Regions from separate parts of the Homo sapiens genome. Here region 1 is linked to region 2. The links are chromatin loops, found by intact Hi-C in ENCODE. Cell type or tissue: mammary epithelial cell. All regions are shown on one strand. Each heading gives the region's core, and the rest is flanking DNA. Links, peaks and the distances in the headings are about the cores only.

Region 1 (9,985 bases), core at 1,077-9,076, 230 kb after region 2:
GTTGAATGAATGATTGATCAACCCCTCCAATTTACAGAGAAAGACATAGAAGCCAGAAGAAGAAAGAGACTTGGCTTGACATATCAAGTCCCTAGCAGCTACCTCTAAACTCCCAGTCCCATTTCTCCTCCTGAGATTCTGCCTTTGTATGGCTTCTCTGGAATCATCCCTGTCCCCTGGGCAGGGCAGGCATGAGAGCTGACCATGCCCTAACCTTGGGCAGCTCTAGTAAGCCGTTGGGTTCGTTGGCCTTTAAATTAAATCCTTAATATCACTTTGGGCTTAGGGCCCAGAACCCGAGCCTGATTCCCAAAGTATGAGTCTCAGTTCTATGGCTTGCTTCCTGAGCCTCAGTTTTGTCATCTGTAAAATGGGAACAGTGATAATATTATCTATAATAGTATCTATCGCATCAGGTGGCCATAAGGCTTATAGGTAACAAGTGCTTACCTATGCAAGTGCTTAGACCGAAGCCTGGTGAGTGCCCAGAAATTGTTGACTGCTATTAAAAGTTAAGCACTGAGCCAGAGGAGAAAATATTCAGTCCCTTTCAAGCTCTCCTTAGGTGGATTCCAGCCAATTGCAGCCTGGCCGGATGTGGTTTCGGGTTATAATGCCTCATTTAGGTTTCTGGGCACCTGGACGGTTGACGTGATTTTCCCAGGTGACATTGAGCATTATCTGGAGAACAAAACTCCTTTCAAGGTGAGAAACGCCTGGACAGCCACTGGCGCAGCCAGAGAGAGGCACAATCATAGGCCTAGGTGGATTCAGCTCTCCCAGGCTTCCTGGCTGGAATTACACCCCTCACTATCTTGCCAACCCAAAGGAGAGGCTGATTTTGGTGTAGGGAAAACACCACCACCACCACCAAAAAAACCCCATAAAAATACTGTCCCCTCTCACTCAAGGGAGGATATTCCACTTGCTGGCGAGCAGCCACGAGGTTTTTCTCATCTCGGGGTAAAAAGCCCGTGCAACTTGACCCAGATATACCTGCCCAGGTTTATCTCTGCCCCTCCCCCAGCAACACACACACACACACACACACACACACACACACACACACACACACTTTATCCCCTTGAAGCTTCACAACAACCCTCACTCCCATTTTCCAGAGAGGTGAGGCCATCTCCCCAAACTCCTATAGATGGGAAGGGGAGGATCTGGGCTTCTCTGCCTTTTTCCATCATATCACCCTGCCCATTGACTGATCCCAACACTGTCTGCCCCTAGTCCAGACTAAGGGATTCATAATCTTCTTGTACAGATGGAGAAACTGAGGCCTAGAGCAATGGGCCTAGAGCCACTTGCCCCAGGTCCCGCACCAGGGATATGGTGGAGTGGTTGGTTGGCCTCTAACCCCAGAATTCCTGCCATGTTTAGTGGGTGGCTGGGCTTAGATGGCCAAAGTGAAACCCAAGGTTGTGCCGCAGGTGCCTGGCAAAGCTGGCTAAGTGCCCTTGGCCTGGTTGGCAGCTCAGCTGCTTTTGACCTTGAGTGCCCTTGGGCAGGCTCACCCTTCTGGGCTTCCTTTCTGGCCATCAATGGCAGGATTGGCTATTTGTTAGCAAATCACCTTCCAGTCTCAGCCATGCCGTGAAACCATGACTATTATTAAAGTAAGACTTGACTCTACATTGACTTACTTTTATATTAAAATACATTTGAGGCCGGGCGCGGTGGCTCACACCTGTAATCCCAGCACTTTGGGAGGCCGAGGCGGGTGGATCACAAGGTCAGGAGATCGAGACCATCCTGGCTAACGGGGTGAAACCCCGTCTCTACTAAAAATACAAAAAATTAGCCGGGCATGGTGGCGGGCGCCTATGTCCCAGCTACTCGGGAGGCTGAGGCAGGAGAACGGCATGAACCCGGGAAGCAGAGCTTGCAGTGAATGGAGATCGTGCCACTGCACTCCAGCCTGGGTGACAGAGTGAGACTCCATCTCAATAAATAAATAAATAAATAAATAAATAAATAAAATACATTTGAATTTCGGCCAGGTGCAGTGGCTCACGCGTGTAATCCCAGCACTTTAGGAGTCCGAGGCGTGCGGATCACGAGGTCAGGAGATGGAGACCATCCTGGCCAACATGGTGAAACCCCATCTCTACTGAAAATACAAAAATTAGCTGGGCGTGATGGCTTGTGCCTGTAATCCCAGCTACTCAGGCTGAGGCAGGAGAATCGCTTGAACCAGGGAGTCGGAGGTTACGTGAGCTGAGATCGCGCCACTGTACTCCAGCCTGGAGACAGAGCAAGACTCCGTCTCAAAACAAAACAAATGAACAAACAAACAAACAAAAAAATTTGAATTTCCATTGGAAAAGCAGTATCATGCCAAAAAAAAAAAAAAAAACAAATATACGCAAAATCAAACCACATTCACAGATTCTCACTAGAGTCTTGCTATGGACTGAATATTTGTGTCCACCCAAAATTTATATGTTGAAACCCTAACCCCCAAGGTGATGATATTAGGAGATGAGGCCCTTGGGATCTGCTTCAAGGGAACCCAAACCAAGACATCCATGGTGTTTCAGTCCAAAAGTAAGACGCAGAATGCAATACGTAATGCTAGCCTGGCCAACATGGTGAAACCCCATCTCTACTAAAAATACAAAAATTAGCCAGGTGTGGTGGCATGTGCCTGTAGTCCCAGCTACTCGGGAGGCTGAGGCAGGGGAACTGTTTGAATCTGGGAGGCAGAGGTTGCAATGAGCCGACATGGCACCACTGCATTCCAGCCTGGCCGACACACAGCAAGACTCTGTTTCAAAAAAAAAAAAAGATAATACCATCTGCAGCAATGAGAAATGCACGCATACAGCACCACACCAATTTTGCAAACCTAACTCCACACAAAATGACATACATTAAATAATTAAAATAAAAAAAAAACAAAGTGGCTGCTATAAACAGCATCTGTGTTCCTTGAGGCCAGCCTGGCCAATATAGGGAGACCTTGTTTCCACAGAAAAGAAAAAAGGTTTCTAATTAGCCACATGTGATGGAACGTCTCTGCAAAAAAATAAAAATAAATAAAAATTAGCTGCCCCAGTAGTCCCAGCTACTCAGCAGGTGGGAGGATCGCTTGAACCCAGGAGTTTGAGGTGGCAGTGAGCTATGATCATGCACTGCACTCCAACCTTTTTTCTCTGAAAGAAAGAAAGAGAGAGAGAGGGAAGGAAGGAAGGAGGGAGGGAGGGAGGGAAGGAAGGAAGGAAGCAAGGAAGGAAGGAAAGAAAGGGAAGGAGGGAAGGAGGGAGGGAGAGAGAAGGAAGGAGGGAAGGAAGGAAGGAAGGAAGGAAGGAAGGAAGGAAGGGCGGGCATATGTGTGTGAATTATTATTATTTTTTTTTTTTTGAGACGGAGTCTCGCTCTGTCGCCCAGGCTGGAGTGCAGTGGTGCGATCTCGGCTCACTGCAAGCTCCGCCTCCCGGGTTCACGCCATTCTCCTGCCTCAGCCTCCCAAGTAGCTGGGACTACAGGCGCCCGCTCCCACGCCCGGCTAATTTTTTTTTGTATTTTTAGTAGAGACGGAGTTTCACCGTGTTAGCCAGGATGTTCTCGATCTCCTGACCTCGTGATCCACCCGCCTCGGCCTCCCAAAGTGCTGGGATTACAGGCGTGAGCCACCGCGCCCGGCTATGTGTGTGAATTTTTAAAAGGTGCCCCGACTGGGTAGAAGCAGCCCTTTAGAACAGAGGAGGCTCCATGGAAGAATGGATAAATAGGCCGTGCGCGGTGGCTCACGCCTGTAATCCCAGCACTTTGGGAGGCCGAGGCAGGCGGATCACAAGGTCAGGAGATCGAGATCATCCTGGCTAACACGGTGGAACCCGTCTCTACTAAAAATACAAAAAATTAGCCGGGCGCGGTGGCGGGCGCCTGTAGTCCCAGCTACTCCGGAGGCTGAGGCAGGAGAATGGCGTGACCCCGGGAGGCGGAGCTTGCAGTGAGCCGAGATCGCACCACTGCACTCCAGCCTGGGCGACAGAGCAATAATCTGTCTCAAAAAAAAAAAAAAAAAAAAAGCGATAAATGAATGAACGAACGAACAAATGAACAAATGAAAGTATGCACGGAATATGAGAAGAGCCCTGCATGGACCAGTGAGGATGATGTGCCATGAAGAAGGTGGAGGGGCAAATGTTCAAAGGTCTTTCAGGGCTAACATTTATTCTAGGACTTGGGGGTTGTACTTCTAGAATTTGCTAGGGCAAAGTAACCCCCACTACCAGACCACAGTTATTAGTACCTCCCATTTGCATCTCCAGGCTCAAGGGGGGCTGATGATCTGGGGTCTGATCATAACACCAGATCCCTGGCTAGGGAGCACCTCGGCCAGCCCCTTTCTCTCCTTGTCCCTGCAGTCTCCATTAGTAATCTTCCCTGTTGACCCCTAGGTCAGCGATACTGCCTAATGTTGAGCAGTGTGTGGGTAGCTCTGGGGCTCTCTCTGACCTGCACCTCAGCCTTCAGCCTCATCTCCCCTGCCTGGTTCCAGACCCCGACCTTCTCCTTTGGCATCCTCACCTACTGCTCCTGGCCTCAGGGCAACAGTTGGAACCAGAGCTGCGTGACCTTCAGTTCCCTGGAGGATATTCCTGACTTTGCCTGGAAGGTGAGAGCTGGCTCACCAAGTCACTGGGTCTTCAGGGGCTCGTTTAAACTCATTAAGGCAGGAAAGCTGGCTGAGCGGAATTCGAGGAGGCTTTCCTCACTGCCTGAGTGTCCCAGTGGCTTCGAATTTGCCATTACTCTCCTTAGAACTGAGCATAGAAGTTCTTCAACCTGACAGCCCTTCAGAAACACCTGTGCAACTTTGCAAAGATGCCAAGTTCTGTGCTCCACCCGGAGCCCCTGTCTCTGTAGGCGTGGAGTGGGGTCCGGCTACTGATAATTTAACAAACATGCAGGATGATTCCAAAGGCAGCTGCCGGCCAATGTAGCACCTTCGTGCAAATTAGGAAAAGGTGCCCCTTCTTTAGGATGCTCTACTGCCATCTGCTGGAAAGTCACTGTAATCAGTTTGCAAATCTATGATGGCCCCCAACGTGTCTCTGAGAGTTGTGCAGTATACAACCTGCACGCTCTTACCTGGCCACCCTCTAAACACTGCTAGGTTTAAAAATGAAAGCTAAGGTGTTAAAGTCCCAGCTATGATGCACATTGCCAAAATCAACAATGGGGAGAATGGGAAAGGACTCCTAGTCCAGCACCTCTAAGGAAGAATATACAGCCTTCAAAATTGATTGTTATAAGGGTGATGTAACAGCAGCTACCAGGTGCCTCTCCTGATGATCCTGGCATGTAGCAAGTGCTTAATAAAGGTACTATATGCTGGTCAGTCAATGTGGATCTTCATTCTGGCTCTACCACTTAATTACCCATGTGTTCTGAGGCAAATGACTTCAGTTTCTTGGACTTTTATTGGAAAATTTATTTTCTTGGACAGTTTCTTTTTATGTAAAATGGAGATCATAATAGCACAAACCACATGCTGCGAGGACTCAGAAGCTGGTCAATGAGCAGGGGAGCATCCACCTGCCCCTGTCCCAGCCAACACCCTTCCTTCTGTCTCTTCCTTGCAGGTCTCAGCTGTGATGCTCCTCGGAGGCTGGCTCCTGTTGGCCTTCAATGCAATTTTCCTCCTGTCTCTTCCCTGCAGGTCTCAGCTGTGATGCTCCTCGGAGGCTGGCTCCTGTTGGCCTTCAATGCAATTTTCCTCCTGTCTTGGGCTGTGGCCCCCAAAGGGCTGTGCCCAAGGAGAAGCAGTGTTCCAATGCCAGGGGTGCAGGCAGTGGCAGGTAAATCCAATGCACAGGCACATAGTCAGTGCTCTAGACATATTTATGGAATGAATGAATGAATGAATGAATGAATGAGTCTGTGAGCAGAGCCTGGCCTCTCGGGTCAGACCTCAGAGATAAACCCTAGGATTGTTGACTATTCCTGGTCCTTTGGCAAGCCAGAAATCAGGGGGAGGGAGAGATGGCATCCTTAGTGTCACCCATTACTGCTCTTAGCTGACCCAGTCCTAATAATCTGTCCCCCTTTGTTTCTCGCTCATCCATCCACTTCATGTCATCCTTACCAGGGCCACCATACACAGTTGGGGATGTTGTGCACTGTGCAAGCATGCCCAGCTGAGAACTGAGAAGATGCTGAAATCTAGTCCATACTTCACTTGCTAAACTGTGAACCTGCAAGACTGCATCTCTTGAGAAGGGTCACTTTTCTGTAATTTATACATAGCTTTTGAATATACTAGCCAGGTCTTCATTGCAATCCTCATTCAATTAATGCTCCACCATCTCTTGCCTGGATTACAGCAATAAGCACCTCACAGGTCTCACTGCTGTCACTGCTCCCCCTTAGTGTCTATTTGGCCACATACTGGACAAACGAGTCCTGTTAACCTGACATCAGATCATGCCACTCAGACTGGCTTATCCACCCTCCAATCACTTCCCATCATACTCAGAGTAAAATCTGAACTTCTTACCGTAGCCTATGAGGCTCCACCTAACCCAGTCCCCAGTCCCTCACCAACCTCATCTCTTCCTTCCTCTGCCAGGCTCAGTGTGCTCTGGCTATTCTGATTTGCAATCTGTTGCTCATATACACCATGCTTGCTCCCTCTGCTGGACTCCTCTTTCCCCAGATTTTCACAGGTCTTGCTACTCACTTCATTACGGGCTCTGCTCAGATATCACTGCCTCCATGAGGTCTTCCATGACTTCTAGCTAAGGGATCTTCCCTCTCCTTAGATTCTCCATCTTCTTACTTTGCTTTATATTTTTCATAGCACATACTTACCTGAAATATCTAATCTGCCTACTTGATTATTGTCCCTCTTTCTCCAAAGAACATCAGCTCCATGAGGAGAAGGACATGTCTGTCTGCCTGGTTATCACCAGCCCCTAGCACAGTGCTTCATACATAATAGGTGCCCAATAAACATTTGCTGAGTCAATTGATGGAGACATGATCCTTGTCCTAGGCTTGCTTGCAGTGTCTAGTTTGTTGGGCGGCGGGGGGGGCGGGGGTTGGAGGGCATCAGTCAGTGGATATTTCACATGGTGGGGATGAGCAAAGGATGCTAGAAAAAACTCCAGGAAACACCTGACCCAGTGCATGGATGGGCCCAGTGTATGCATGGGTTAAGGCAAGCTTCTTGGAGGAGGTCCCACCTGAGCCAAGTCTGGAAGGATGAGTAGAAGTTAGCCAAGAGTACAAGGGCATTTCTGGTAATGGGAACCTGAAGAATAAAGGCATGGAAAAAAGGGAGCAAGGCATGTGCAGGGAACTGAAAGTAGACAAGGGTGGCTGGAGAGCAGCAAGGGAGGCCAGGGGATCTTCTGATTTCTTTTATGAGTGCCTTGGAAGCAAGAAGGTGTCCAGTCATTTCATTAGTATCATTAATGCCCACTGCAGCACCTCTAACAGTTTTGATGAATGAACACGTGACTGCATGGGTGAGCTAGTGAATGGATGAATGAGTGTGTTGATAAGTGGATGAATGAACTGTTGGATGAATAGATGGATACATTGGTAGATGGATGAATGGATAGATGGATGGATGGACTGGTGGATGGATGAATGGATGGATGCAAGGATAGGAAAAATTGATAGAATGGAATATAGTTGGATGGATGTAGGATGAGAGATGGGTGGATGGATGGATTGGTGGGAGGCAAGTGGCTAAGTAGGCAGATGGACAGATGAATGGATGAGTGAATAAATAGGTGGACAGAGGGATGGAGAGAATAAGTGGAGATGAACATGGCTGAGTGGATGGATGAGCAGATGGACAGAAGGGTGGAAGTGTAGTTGAGTGAGTGAGTAGGTGGATAAAAGGAGACATGAGCCAATAAATAAGTGAATGGATGGATGGGTGGGTTAGGGAATTGCAAAAATGAGTGGGTTGTTAAGTGGATGGATGAACAATGAATGAATGGGTGGATATTTTAGTGGATGGATGAGGAAAATGGGTATACTGGATGGATGAATGGAAGATGAGGGTGGATGATGGGTGAGCAGATGGATGGGTGGCAGGCAGGTGGTTAAGTAGGAAGATGGACAGAAGGATGGATGTGTGAATGGATATGTAGATAGGATAGAGAAAATAAGTGGGTAAGAGTATGTTTGAATGGATGGGTTAGTGAAGGGACAGATAGTTGGAAGCGTAGTTGAATGAGTGGGTAGACAAAAGGAGAGATGAGCCAATAAATAAGCAAATGAATGAATGAGTGGGTGGATAGATGGATGGGTGGATAAAGGGTGGATGAGTCGTGGGATGGAAAGTTAGTGAGGTACCCCTTGGCCAACACATTGTCTTTCCTTCCTGCTATCTCCAGCTACTGCCATGATTGTGGGTCTGCTGATTTTCCCAATCGGCCTTGCCTCCCCATTCATCAAGGAAGTGTGCGAAGCCTCCTCCATGTATTATGGTGGGAAGTGCCGGCTGGGTTGGGGTTACATGACTGCTATCCTCAATGCAGTCCTGGCCAGCCTCCTGCCCATCATCAGCTGGCCCCACACAACCAAGGTCCAAGGGAGGACCATCATCTTCTCCAGTGCCACCGAGAGAATCATCTTTGTGCCAGAAATGAACAAATAAAAATCTCCTGGGAGTAGCACAAAGGGCACACTCCAGAGTTTTATGAAATCATCATGTAGCCAACTTCAAATCCCATCTCTGCTCCTTCTTGCTGTGTGACTTCAGGCAAGCCACTTTACCTCTCTGGAACAGTTTTTTCTTCTGGAAAATGAAAGTTGAAATCATACCTACCTCATAAGGTTGTTCTGAGAATTCACTGGAGATGCTCTGTGTAAATAAAGCACTTTGCACCATGTCTGGCACATAGCGTTCAATAAATATTGGCTACTATTATTACAATCCTTACCTCAAGGACTGTGCTGAGAAGTCAACATCTTTAAGAAAACTGCCCAGGCTAATTCTGAGTTCATGGTTGTCACTCAAAAACTAAATTGTTTAATTGGCATGCGCATATTCTCTCTCCCTTCTCTTTTTATAATTCTTCCTTGTTTTAGATAATTTGAAAATTATTTATTTTCTCATCAAATATTTAGTGACTGCCTATTATGTATAAGATTTTGAGCCAATAGGCTGGGAGCGGTGGCTCACACTTGTAATCCCAGCACTTTGGGAGGCTGAGACGGGTGGATCATAAGGTCGGGAGTTCGAGACCACTCTGGCCAATATGGTGAAACCCCATCTCTACTAAAAATACAAAAATTAGCTGGGCGTGGTGGTGCATGCCTGTAGTCCCAGCTACTCAGGAGGCTGAGGCAGGAGAATTGCTTGAACACGGGAGGCGGAGGTTGCAGTGAGCTGAGATCACACCGCTGCACTCCCACCTGGGAGACACAGGGAGACTCTGTCTCAAAAAAGACAAAAAAAAAAAAAAAGAGCCAATTTTGGGGTGGGGAGAAGGAGTTAAGGACCTTTCTCACCCCTTATGAAAATAATCCCGTTGATGTGGAAACTACACTGTTACCTGGGACCCTTTAGAATCCATTTCCAACCTCTCTCTTCAGGCTCTTGTCACCCACCCAACCCCTGTGCCTCTCCTTCTAGCCACAGTAAACTTCTAAGCCCACAGCAGTCCTATTCCTGTGGCACGCCAGGACTCACCAAATGCAGGCCTCCATGACAACTGTTTCAGCACTGACCGAGTGCTTAAGTTTAATGTTAAAAGCCAGTGACCTTATACAAAGGCTGGAATGTAACAAAAGCCCACCAAGAGTTTTGCCTAGGCCTTTCCTGGGCCTCAAAGCATGACAAAATAACGAAGGAATTCTTAACACTACCCATTTTAGGATTAAACAAGTTTTACTGGGGTTCTGAAGAAACTCCCCAGGCCTCCACAAACAACTTTATTAGAGGTCTGAAGGAACCCCCCAAATCCCCGTGATTTAGCAGGAGACAAGATAAGGGTAATCATCT
Region 2 (9,985 bases), core at 1,433-9,432:
ACCAGACAGAACATCCATGGAGCACCGAACTTGGGACAGGCATTGGGCTGAGCTCTTGACATGAGATCACCTGGTTGAACTACAGTCCCTCGACAATCCCATGGGGTGGATCTTATTACGATCCCCATTTTACAGATGATAAAATTGAGGCTTAAAAACATGAAATTACGGCCGGGCATGGTGGCTCACTCTTGTAATCCCAGTACTTTGGGAGGCCGAGGTGGGCGGATCACGAGGTCAGGAGATCGAGACCATCCTGGCTAACATGGTGAAACCTCATCTCTACTAAAAATATAAAAAATTAGCTGGGTGTGGTGGCAGGCGCCTATAGTTCCAGCTACTTGGGAGGCTGAGGCAGGAGAACGGCGTGAACTCGGGAGGCGGAGCTTGCAATGAGCCAAGATTGCACCACTCCAGCCTGGGCGACAGAGAGACACTCCATCTCAAACAAAAAACATGAAATTACACGCCCCAAATCAAATAGCCAGTAAACAGCCAGCGAAGTGGAATTCAACCCCCAGGTCCAAACCACTGCGCTTCAGGCAACATCAATCCCTTGGGCTGTTGCAACCCGGTCTGTTGCTGGTCTCGGCCCTCGGCCTGGGCACTCAGAGAGGGCACGCAGGGAGCAAGGGTGCTGATTAGCACAGAACTGACCACAGGGCCAAGCCTGGCACACGGTGGAAAGGCCATAAATCCCCATTAAATGACTGAACTGCTGTCTTCCCTCATTTGTCTGCTTCGCAAATTAAAAGCCCATTCCCTGTGATGTGGCCACTGAAGTGGCTGCCACTTAGGCTTGTGCTTTGTTGAGTGGGGAGAAGCTGGTGCCCTCAAGACAAAACCAAAAGTCCAATCCTTGGATGGGCCGTTGGCACACTGATGACTCAGACGGCCTTGGCTGCCTGAGCTTTGAAGCTTTGAATGACGCTCTCAGTCACCTTTTTTTTTTTTTTTTTTTTTGAGACAAGGTCTTACTCTGTCACCTAGGCTGGAGTACAGTGGTGCAATCACAGCTCACTCCAGCCTTGGCCTCTGGGGCTCAAGTAATCCTCCTGCCTGAGACTCCCAAGTAGCTGGGAGTATAGGTATACACTACCACACCCAGCTATTTAAAAAAATTTTTTTGTAGAGATGGGGTCTCGTCATGTTGCCCAGGCTGGTCTTAATCTCCTGGGCTCAAGAAATCCTCCTGCCTCAGCCTCTCAAAGCATTGCAATTACATTGCATGGTGAGGCACCACGCCCAGCCCCAGTCACTGTCTTTTGATGAGGAATTTGGAGATGGGGGTTAGGGCATAAGACTGGCCCAGAAAGACAAACGGGGCTCATCTTTACTCCTTACGTTCTGTTCCATTTGAGATCAGGAGGCACATTCTGCTGGAATATGCTTCATATCATCTCCTGCTCAAAAACCTTCCGGGGTTCCCTATTGTCCTCACGTAGAAATCCAAGGCCCCTTGAAAGTGAGCCCCCACATTTCCTGTCTGATCCCATCCCCTACCCTTGCTCCAAACAAACTCTCTATCCCACACTCTTTGGCTTACTACATACCATACCCACACAAGCCTCACACACTCCTGGCCTCTGCAGCCTTGTTTGTATCATTCCACCTCCCTATCCATCCTTCTTAAACAAAGCTATTGCAACCCATGGTGATATCTCCTCCCTAAACTTTTTTTTTTTTCCCTAGATGGAGTCCCACCCTGTCTCCCAGGCTGGAGTGCAGTGGTGCAATCTTGGCTCACCGCAACCTCCGCCTCCCAGGTTCAAGTGATTTTCTTGCCTCAGCCTCCTTAGTAGCTGGGATTACAGGCACACACCACCATGCCTGGCTAATTTGTTTGTATTTTTAGTGGAGACAGGGTTTCACCACATTGCCCAGGCTGGTCACGAACTCCTGGCCTCAGGTGATCCGCCCACCTCGGCCTCCCGCAGTGCTGGGATTCCAGGCGTGAGCCACCACTGTATACCCTGGATGACTTATCAATTGTACCAGGCAGAACGTGACACATAATTTATATTACACAACAGATATTTACTGAGCTCCTACTACATGCTAGGCACCGGGGAACTGGGCGTGGGAGGTCACGGCACAGACGCAGGCTCTAGGATTCTGCAACTCATCAGATGTGCCCTTTAAGACTGGGATGCTCCAATGTTTCTGTTCCCCTCTTGGAGCCTGCCTGGCACGCAGTAGGTGCTTAGTTAACGGAGGTGGGCTGATTGTTCCTCAGCAGTTTATCTTCTTCCCAGGCAGGGGAGCCAGCCTCTTCTCAGGTTCTCTGGAACCACACTGAGCCGAGACAGCACTTGTGGTCCATGTGGTCCTGCAGAATGAGTGGGCACCTGGGGAAAAGCCTGCTGTGTGGCCTCAGGGCTCTGGCTTCCCTCTCTGAATTGCAGAGAAGTTACAAGAATTCAGTGAGAAAATAATGGTCACCCCCAGGGCACAGGCGCAAACTTGACAGCTCCTAGAACAGGGCCCAGCACTCAGGAAACATCCCATAAATGGTCACCTCCTTTCCATTCTCTTTCTCTTGCCTTTTAGAGATACTCATGTACCCCATGATGTTCGTGGGAATACTGTGAATGAGGTGTATACAAGGACGGGAATTCAGAATAAATCCCTCAGTCACCCCTGCTAAATGGCTACACTCATAGACCCAAATAAGAGCTGCTGTCCACTCTTAATTCTACTGTCTGTAGAAGCTTTTCTGTCTCTAGTTACAACATAACACCTTACTCACTGTAAAACATTTAGGAGTAACGGAAAATCACAAAGAATACATTTTAAAAGAACTTATCACCCAAAGACAGTATTCTCTCATAGTCCTGCCCGGAATTTTCTCAGGATCAATTCACCTACATCACCATTTTACTGGCTGAAGAATATTTCACTTTTCGGATGCAGCATCTTCCAATTAACCAGTCCCCAAGTGCTGGGACTTTTGGTTGCTGAGGATTTTCTTCACCACTATAATCAATAATATGACGAACACCCCTGAGGCTAAATCAACACATCTCTGCAATTATTCCCGTAAGAGAAATTACTAGGTATAGAGTCACCAGGTCAAAGGGCTTTGGGATCCAGATGAGCAAGCCAGCTTTGGAAGAGGCTGCCTAACTTCCAAGCCTACGGGCAGCACATAGGGATAGCTGTTAGCACGCTGTAGGGATGCACTCAGGCCCTGCTGGGGAGTGTTATGTTTTTGCCTTGCAAGGCAAGGTCACCTGATATACTCAGAGGCACAGCACCATCGACAGAATTCTCCCTGGGACGCAGGGCTAGAAGTGGTCATCTGAGCCCGCTCCCAGCTCCTTACTGTTTTCAAAGATGTGATGGAACTGGCCATTCCCTAACTTAATGCCCTTCAGAGGTCAGATTCAGAGGCCAGATGCTGGGGACTTAGGGGTTGTTTCTGGTGGAGGACAAGACATCGTTGTCCCAAGCAGCTTGTTGTCCCGAGGCTGCAAGGTGGATGCTGGGCTTGTGCCTGTGTATGCTAAGCTCAGCGGGAGGCAGAGGAGTGACAGCTTATAGCGAGGGTGGGGACGCAGGGCAGGGCTTGCTGTCTCTGCTCTGCCCAGCTGTGTGGCCTGGCTAAGTGACCCCACCCATCCAAGCCTCAGTTTTCACACTGGAAAAACAAGGACTGTTTTGAGGTATCAACAGATAATCTTCAGAAAGTGTTAAGCTCACTGCCTGGCACATAAATGGGTACCCAGGAGATGGGAACCGTCATGATGACAGCAATTTTCAGGCCCTCTTTGGAGTCAGGCAGGGGAATGGAGCCTTGGCAAAAGGTTCTTAAAATCCCTGAGAGAGGGGGATCCCCCTCAGGGCTGAGTGATGGAAGAAGGAATTTGCAGGGGCCCCCTAGAAACCAAAAGGTCAAGTCCATTGCTGAGGGTGAAACCAGGGCAGGCGGCAGGGGGGCAGTTTCCAGACCTCTTGCGGATGGCCCTGGGGATAAATGGTGTCCAACCAAAACATGGTGGCTTCCCTTTATACAACCATCTGTGTGCCCTCCCCCACAGAGGTTTGGGATTCAGGTTCAGGGATCTGAACTCTCCAAGAGTCAGGGATGGATGGGTTTTCTCCCTCCACCGCCTAATGCCAGACTGAGGGTCCTGAGGCCAGCGCTGCTCCCTCCTCTCTCTCCTTCACTGCCATACTGCATCGATCCTCAGTCCTTCAAAGTCTCTTTCTCGAACAACATTCCTTCCAGCTATGACCAGCTATCTGTTCACCCACGGCGGCAGCTTCCGAGGGACCTCCCCTGGCATCCTTCGCCCTGTATGTGCTTCTCATTCTACTTTCCAAAACTGAATAGGTCCCTGCTCAAAGCCCTTCCACAGCCCCCCACGTCCCTCCGGGTAAGGGCTGGGGTTAGGGAAAGGGTTACGGCCTGCGGGACCTGCATGGGTGCGGGGCCTGGTGGGCTCAGCAGCTCCTTCAGTGTTGCTTCCCTCCTCCCATACCCCTCCTCTCACCCCCCAGTCCCTCCCACTGGCTCCTCCAGCCCCATTTCCCTCCCCTCACATTCCTCCCTCTCACCTCCAGGCCTGGTGGAGCAGCCACCACCTCCAAGTTACCATTCAGATTTCAACTTTGATGGCCAGGAAGCCTTCCCAGAACTTTCCCACCGTCCTACCCTGAGGGCTGGCTCAGGAGGCCCCAGGCTCCCATTGTCCCCTAGACCTCAGGTCTCTACATCTGTGCCATCTGATACAGTAGCCACTAGCCACTTATGACTATTTGAATTTAATTTAAATTGACATTAACTAATACTAAGAATTCAGTTCCCCTGTGGCACTAGCCATATTTCAAGAGCTCCACAGCCACCCACCATGCTGAACAGCATGGAGAATACATTTCTATCACTGTAGAAAGCTGTAGTGTACAGCACTGCTGTAGAACTTTCCACAGTATAATAATTATCATTTACCAGTTTCTCAGCAGTCTTCCCTGAACAAACACTGCTTCCAGAGCCAGAACACCTGGACTTGAATCCAGAGACCACCACATAGTAGCTATGTGACCTTGGACGAGCTACTTCTCTGTGTCTCAATGTTCAATCAAAGCAGGTTATGGTGAATATAACTGCATTCTCTGCTCTTTAACACAGACTGTCAAATTTGGAGTCATGCAGGGGCTAGGGTTACCTAAGGGAATTCATCTTGTAAATGCAGTTTAAGAAAGCAAGCTGTTAATCAGCACTTTCTCTAGTTAGTATCCTGGTAACCTTGTGCATTACAAGTTATTCATGCCTCATCATTCTACCAGAACTTGGCGGGACTTCAAATCAACACTTGAGCTTAGCCCCAGAGCTACGAGGCCTCAAAATCAACCACAGACACACACACACACACACACACACACACACACACACACACACACGCCTGCAACTCTCTCTCTTTTTTTTTTTTTCCCGAGACAGTCTCACTCTGTTGCCCAGGCTGGAGTGTAATAGGACAATCTCGGCTCACTGCAAGCTCCACCTCCTGGATTCAAGTGATTCTCCTGCCTCAGCCTCCCGAATAGCTGGGACTACAGGTGCGTGCCACCAGGCCCAGCTAATTTTTGTATTTTTAGTAGAGAGGGGGTTTCACCATGTTGCCCAGGCTGGTCTTGAACTCCTGACCTCATGATCCGCCTGCCTTGGCCTCCCAAAGTGCTGGGATTACAGGCATGAGCCACCATACCGGGCCCCTGCAACTCACTTTCTACAAGTCAGGTTGTTTTATTAGCTTTAAGGCAGGATATTCTTCCAACTCTTTTGCTTCACAGGCTGCTGTAAAAAACACCTTAGTGACTGCAGGCAGGTGGATAATATACAAGATACTCTGAAAATACACATGATGAATTAAAAGGCAGGCAGAGAGCTCTGCCTGAATTGGTCTCCATTTATCCAAGTCTCCAATCTCTACCTTGGTTTGGTCGTATGTCAAATGAGGTTGACTGAATACTGTAATGTACACCTGGACGGACCCCCTGAGTCCATTCAGTCGGCCCTTCCTTTTCAGATGAGAAAATGGAAGCCCAGAAGCAGGAACAGCTATGGGGCTCTTAGTTCTCCTGGTGAGTGGGAAGCGGAGCTGGGGAGACTGGAACCCAGGCTCTGGGCTCCTTTCCCAGTGCTCCTTCCTGCCACCAACATTCTACCTGCCCCACCTTTTCTATGATGCATCAGGAGGCTCTCAGAAAGAGATGTAGGTTACAATGCTCTGAAAAACCTCAAGACTTGGCAGGTTTAAAAACCACTTGCCTGGACTGGCTTGCCAAGCCCCAAAGCCACTGGAAGGTGAGAACTCTGGGCCCTTGTCTTGCAGGCAAAGACAAGTGCCTCAGTGGACAGCTTTGGGGAGACAGGGTAACATGTACCCCCTAAAGGCTATATTAAAACAACCCATAATATATGTCCCCAAATTTAAAATCTGCATAGCCTTAATTCAGTAACTTTTGCTCCAGAAATTTATCTCAAGGAAACCATCAGAGATACCTGCCAAGATCTATGAACATGGACACCGCCCTGCAGGATTAGTTATTATTGCAAAATACGAGAGACAACCTAAATGTTCAATAAGGCAGGAGACGGTGAAATACAATATCCATGCAATGGATAAATACAGCCAAGGAATGGCCGGGCGTGGTGGCTCATGCCTGTAATCCCAGCACTTTGGGAGGCCGAGGTGGGCATCACAAGGTCAAGAGATCGAGACCATCCCAGCCAACATTGTGAAACCCCATCTCTACTAAAAATATAAAAATTAGCTGGGCGTGGTGGCGTGCACCTGTAGTCCCAGCTACTTTGGAGGCTGAGGTAAGAGAATCACTTGAACCCGGGTAGCGGAGGTTGCAATGAGCAGAGATCGCACCACTGCACTCCAGCCTGGGTGACAGTGTGAGACTCCATCTCAAAAAAAAAAAAAAAAAAAATACAGCCAAGGAAAATAATGTCCAGAAGTAATATTTACTGTCACAGAAAGATGTCTGCCATAAACTAGAAAATGTAAAAAAAAAAAAAAAAAAAAAAAAAAAAAAAAATTTGAGGCAATGTCTCACTCTATCACCCAGGCTGGAGTGCAGTGACACTGTCAACGGCTCACTGCAGCCTCGACTCCTCAGGCTTAAGTGATCCTCCCATCTTAGCCTCCTGAGTAGCTGGGACTACAGGCATGTGCCACCATGCCTGGCTAATTTTTGTATTTTTTGTAGAGACAAGGTTTCACCGTGTTGCCCAGGCTGGTCTTGAATTCCTGGGCTCAAGCGATCTACCTGCCTCTGCCTCCCAAAGTGCTGGGATTATAGGCCTGAGCCACCATGCCAGGCCAAAAAAAATTTTTTTAAGGTAACAAAACAATGTGTGTTGTGACACCAGTTTTGTGAAAACAAACACATAAATGGGAGTATATGTACACATCATAAGTTAAGTACCAATCAGAAACAGGCTCTTAGTCAATCTACACCAGAGTTTAGCAAACTTTTTCTATAAAGGGCTAGATAGTAAATATTTTGGGCTTTGTGGGTCATGATGGTCTCTGTTCCAGTTACTCAATTCTGCTGTTGTTAATGCAAAGGCAGCACAAGACTCATAGCTAAATGAGTGTGCATGGCTGTGTCCCAATAAAACTTTATTTACAAAAGAAGTAGCCGGCTAGATTTTGCTTTCAGGCAGTAGTTTGCTGATCTCTGATCTATAGAGGCTCTTTCATTCATCACAGTACCCCAGCACTTAGAACAACACCTCACCTCTAGTAGTTGTGGAATAAACATTTGTTGGAGAAATATGTTTCTGAGAATAATATTTTTGCAGTGAGTAACCATGAGTTTCTTAAATAGAAAAGGTGACATAGTTACACAGGGGATGGGAAAAAGAGAAAATATTACACCTGCATGTATTTTGGGGTGTTTGACACATCCGCCTAAGAAAGAACCCTGAGTCAGGGCAGTGCTCGGTGGCACACAGCTGACAGAGCAGTTCTGAGAGATTCCAGAAGTGTGTCCCAATCCCCTCTGCAATTCTATACCCCCAGCTGTGCAGGGAGCACTGTGGTCATGGGGCCCAGGCCAGCGTGGGGGACACACGCTCTGTCCCAGTGCCCCTGTGGGCCCAGGCAGCTTCTCATCCTGTGTCCAGGCCAGACCAGTACCATGGCCAAGCAATAAGAGTAACAATAATGGCAGGGGCTGACACTCCTGAGCGCTGACAATGTGCCAATCATTATGCCATGGAAAGCTCCCAAGAAGCCTATAAAGTAGGAACCATGAGGAACCCATTTCACAGAGGAGGAGACTGAGGCCCAGGGAGTCGATCTGGCATGCCCAAGGTCACATGGTTTGGAAGGGGTGGAGCTGGGATTTGAACCTGAGTTTGCCTGGCACCCAAAGACATCCAAAGACAGCACATTCTCCTGGCTCTGGCTTGACACTGAGAGCTTTCCTGGGTCCTCAATAACCATTTTATAGAGGGGAAAACTAAGGACCAAGCAGTGGGAGGCATGCCCAGCCAGGCCTGAAACCCAGTGTCCTGACTCCCTGGCCAGTGCTCTGGTCACCACAGGCCATCCCGAAGTGCATCCACAGGTGTGGTCTCAGTTGGGCCCAGGAAAAGGAGAAGGGGAGGGGCTGGAGACCAAGGATTGGCCAAGTCCCCCAGTCTGTCCCACATCCACCCTGCACGCCCAGCTGTCAGGACCGTCTTTTCAGAAGGTCCAGCAAGGCCTCGGCACACGTGCTCCCATCCCTCCAGCAGCTCCCTTCCAGCACTCTGAAGATAAAGCCGGGGTCCTCACTGGGCCCTGTGGGTCCCACTTGACCGGCACTCACTCCTGGTGCCCTTATCTCACCCTCTTTCCTCATCTGTTCTGATTTGGCCACGCGATCCTCACACACACAAGGCACCATCGTGCCACAGGCCCCTGTCTGAGCTGTTGGCTCTGCCTAGGATGCTGCCTCCACGGGCCCAGGCCCACTCATCCTTCAGATGGCACACTGATGTCAGCTCCTCTTAGGGGCTTTCCTGATCCCCAGTGGTCTACGTGGGCATCCTCCCCATCAGAGCCCTGGCCTCAGTTGGTGGTACTGAAACTATTTGTATGACTCGTTGAATGTGTGTCCCTCCCAGCACATGCAGTCTCCAAGGGGGTCGCTGTTTTTTGTCACAATTCTCAGTGCTTAGTTACAGTACCTGGCACATAGTAAGTGCTCAGTAAATAGGAAGGAGGGAAGGAGGGAAGAAAGAAGGAGAAGGAAAGTTAGGAAGGGAGAAACAGAAGAAAGGGATGGGAGAAGAAGGGAGAGGTGAGGAGGGAAGGGAAGGGGAAGGAAGGGGGTCAGACTAGAAGGAACTAGATGGGATATGAGGCTGGGCAGACCCCTCAGGACCCTCTCTCAAAGCTGCCAGCAAAAACCTGCACAACATCCCCTCCCATGGACTTGGGTCCCAGCTGAGAGAGAAGTCAGGATGTATGATGGGCTTCCGGGCAGACCACTGTGTCACCTCTGGTTACAGCACAAGCCAAGTCTTGCCCCATCCCCAGCTCTATGTCAGGGGAGGAATGGCACTTCTTAGGGAAAGTTGTGGGACAGCAGCCACTGACTCCCCCTCAGTGGGCTCCAAGGACAACAATGTAGGTGTGGCCTGGCTGGGCCAGGTGTGGCCAGGTGTAGTCAGGTGTGGCTGGATGTGGTGGCTGAGGCAGGGGGATGGTCCAGGGTCTGGGCTGATCTCCTGGCTGCAGGCTACTCAGGACATGCTGTGGACACTACTCAGTGGGGCAGGAAGGCCTTGCGGTCATCTCTGGGGTTGGTGCAAGCCTGGTGTGGAGGAGGGAGAGCAGAAGAGGAGAGGGAGACAGAGACAGGCAGTCAGAGGCAGATAGAGAAGCAGCAAGGACAGAGATGGGAGCAAGACCGAACCGAAAGAGCAAGCCCAAGACTGAGAAGCACGGAGACGGGCGCAGAGAGACACAGGGCAAGA

What was found. Hi-C counts contacts between places; a loop is a spot of excess contacts. Peaks named below come from ENCODE experiments on the same cell type or tissue, not always from the same donor. Only the 100,000 strongest peaks of a DNase experiment are listed, where the experiment ranks them.
Region 1: it touches region 2 in a loop (3-fold over the local background); 10 of 110 quality-filtered maps call a loop at or near these places.

The regions. Positions count from the first base shown.
Region 1 is chr22:24,933,983-24,943,967 of GRCh38, reverse strand. LHFPL7 (LHFPL tetraspan subfamily member 7) reads left to right here. Exons shown (of 4, transcript NM_001388199.1): 2 at 4,416-4,633; 3 at 5,681-5,819; 4 at 8,373-8,870. The coding sequence starts at 4,433. The coding sequence ends at 8,635. Among named protein-coding and RNA genes, the nearest start is that of LHFPL7, 7.7 kb to the left of the region's middle. RefSeq lists a silencer at 6,472-6,766. In mammary epithelial cell, for the core only: CTCF peaks have their summits at 5,022 (motif pointing left) and 6,647 (motif pointing left); no DNase peak of the experiment used is centred there; H3K27ac peaks cover 333 bases.
Region 2 is chr22:25,160,397-25,170,381 of GRCh38, reverse strand. The region is part of intron 6 of KIAA1671; the gene reads right to left. Among named protein-coding and RNA genes, the nearest start is that of CRYBB3, 34 kb to the left of the region's middle. RefSeq lists a silencer at 946-1,240. In mammary epithelial cell, for the core only: no CTCF peak of the experiment used is centred there; a DNase peak (open chromatin) is centred at 5,301.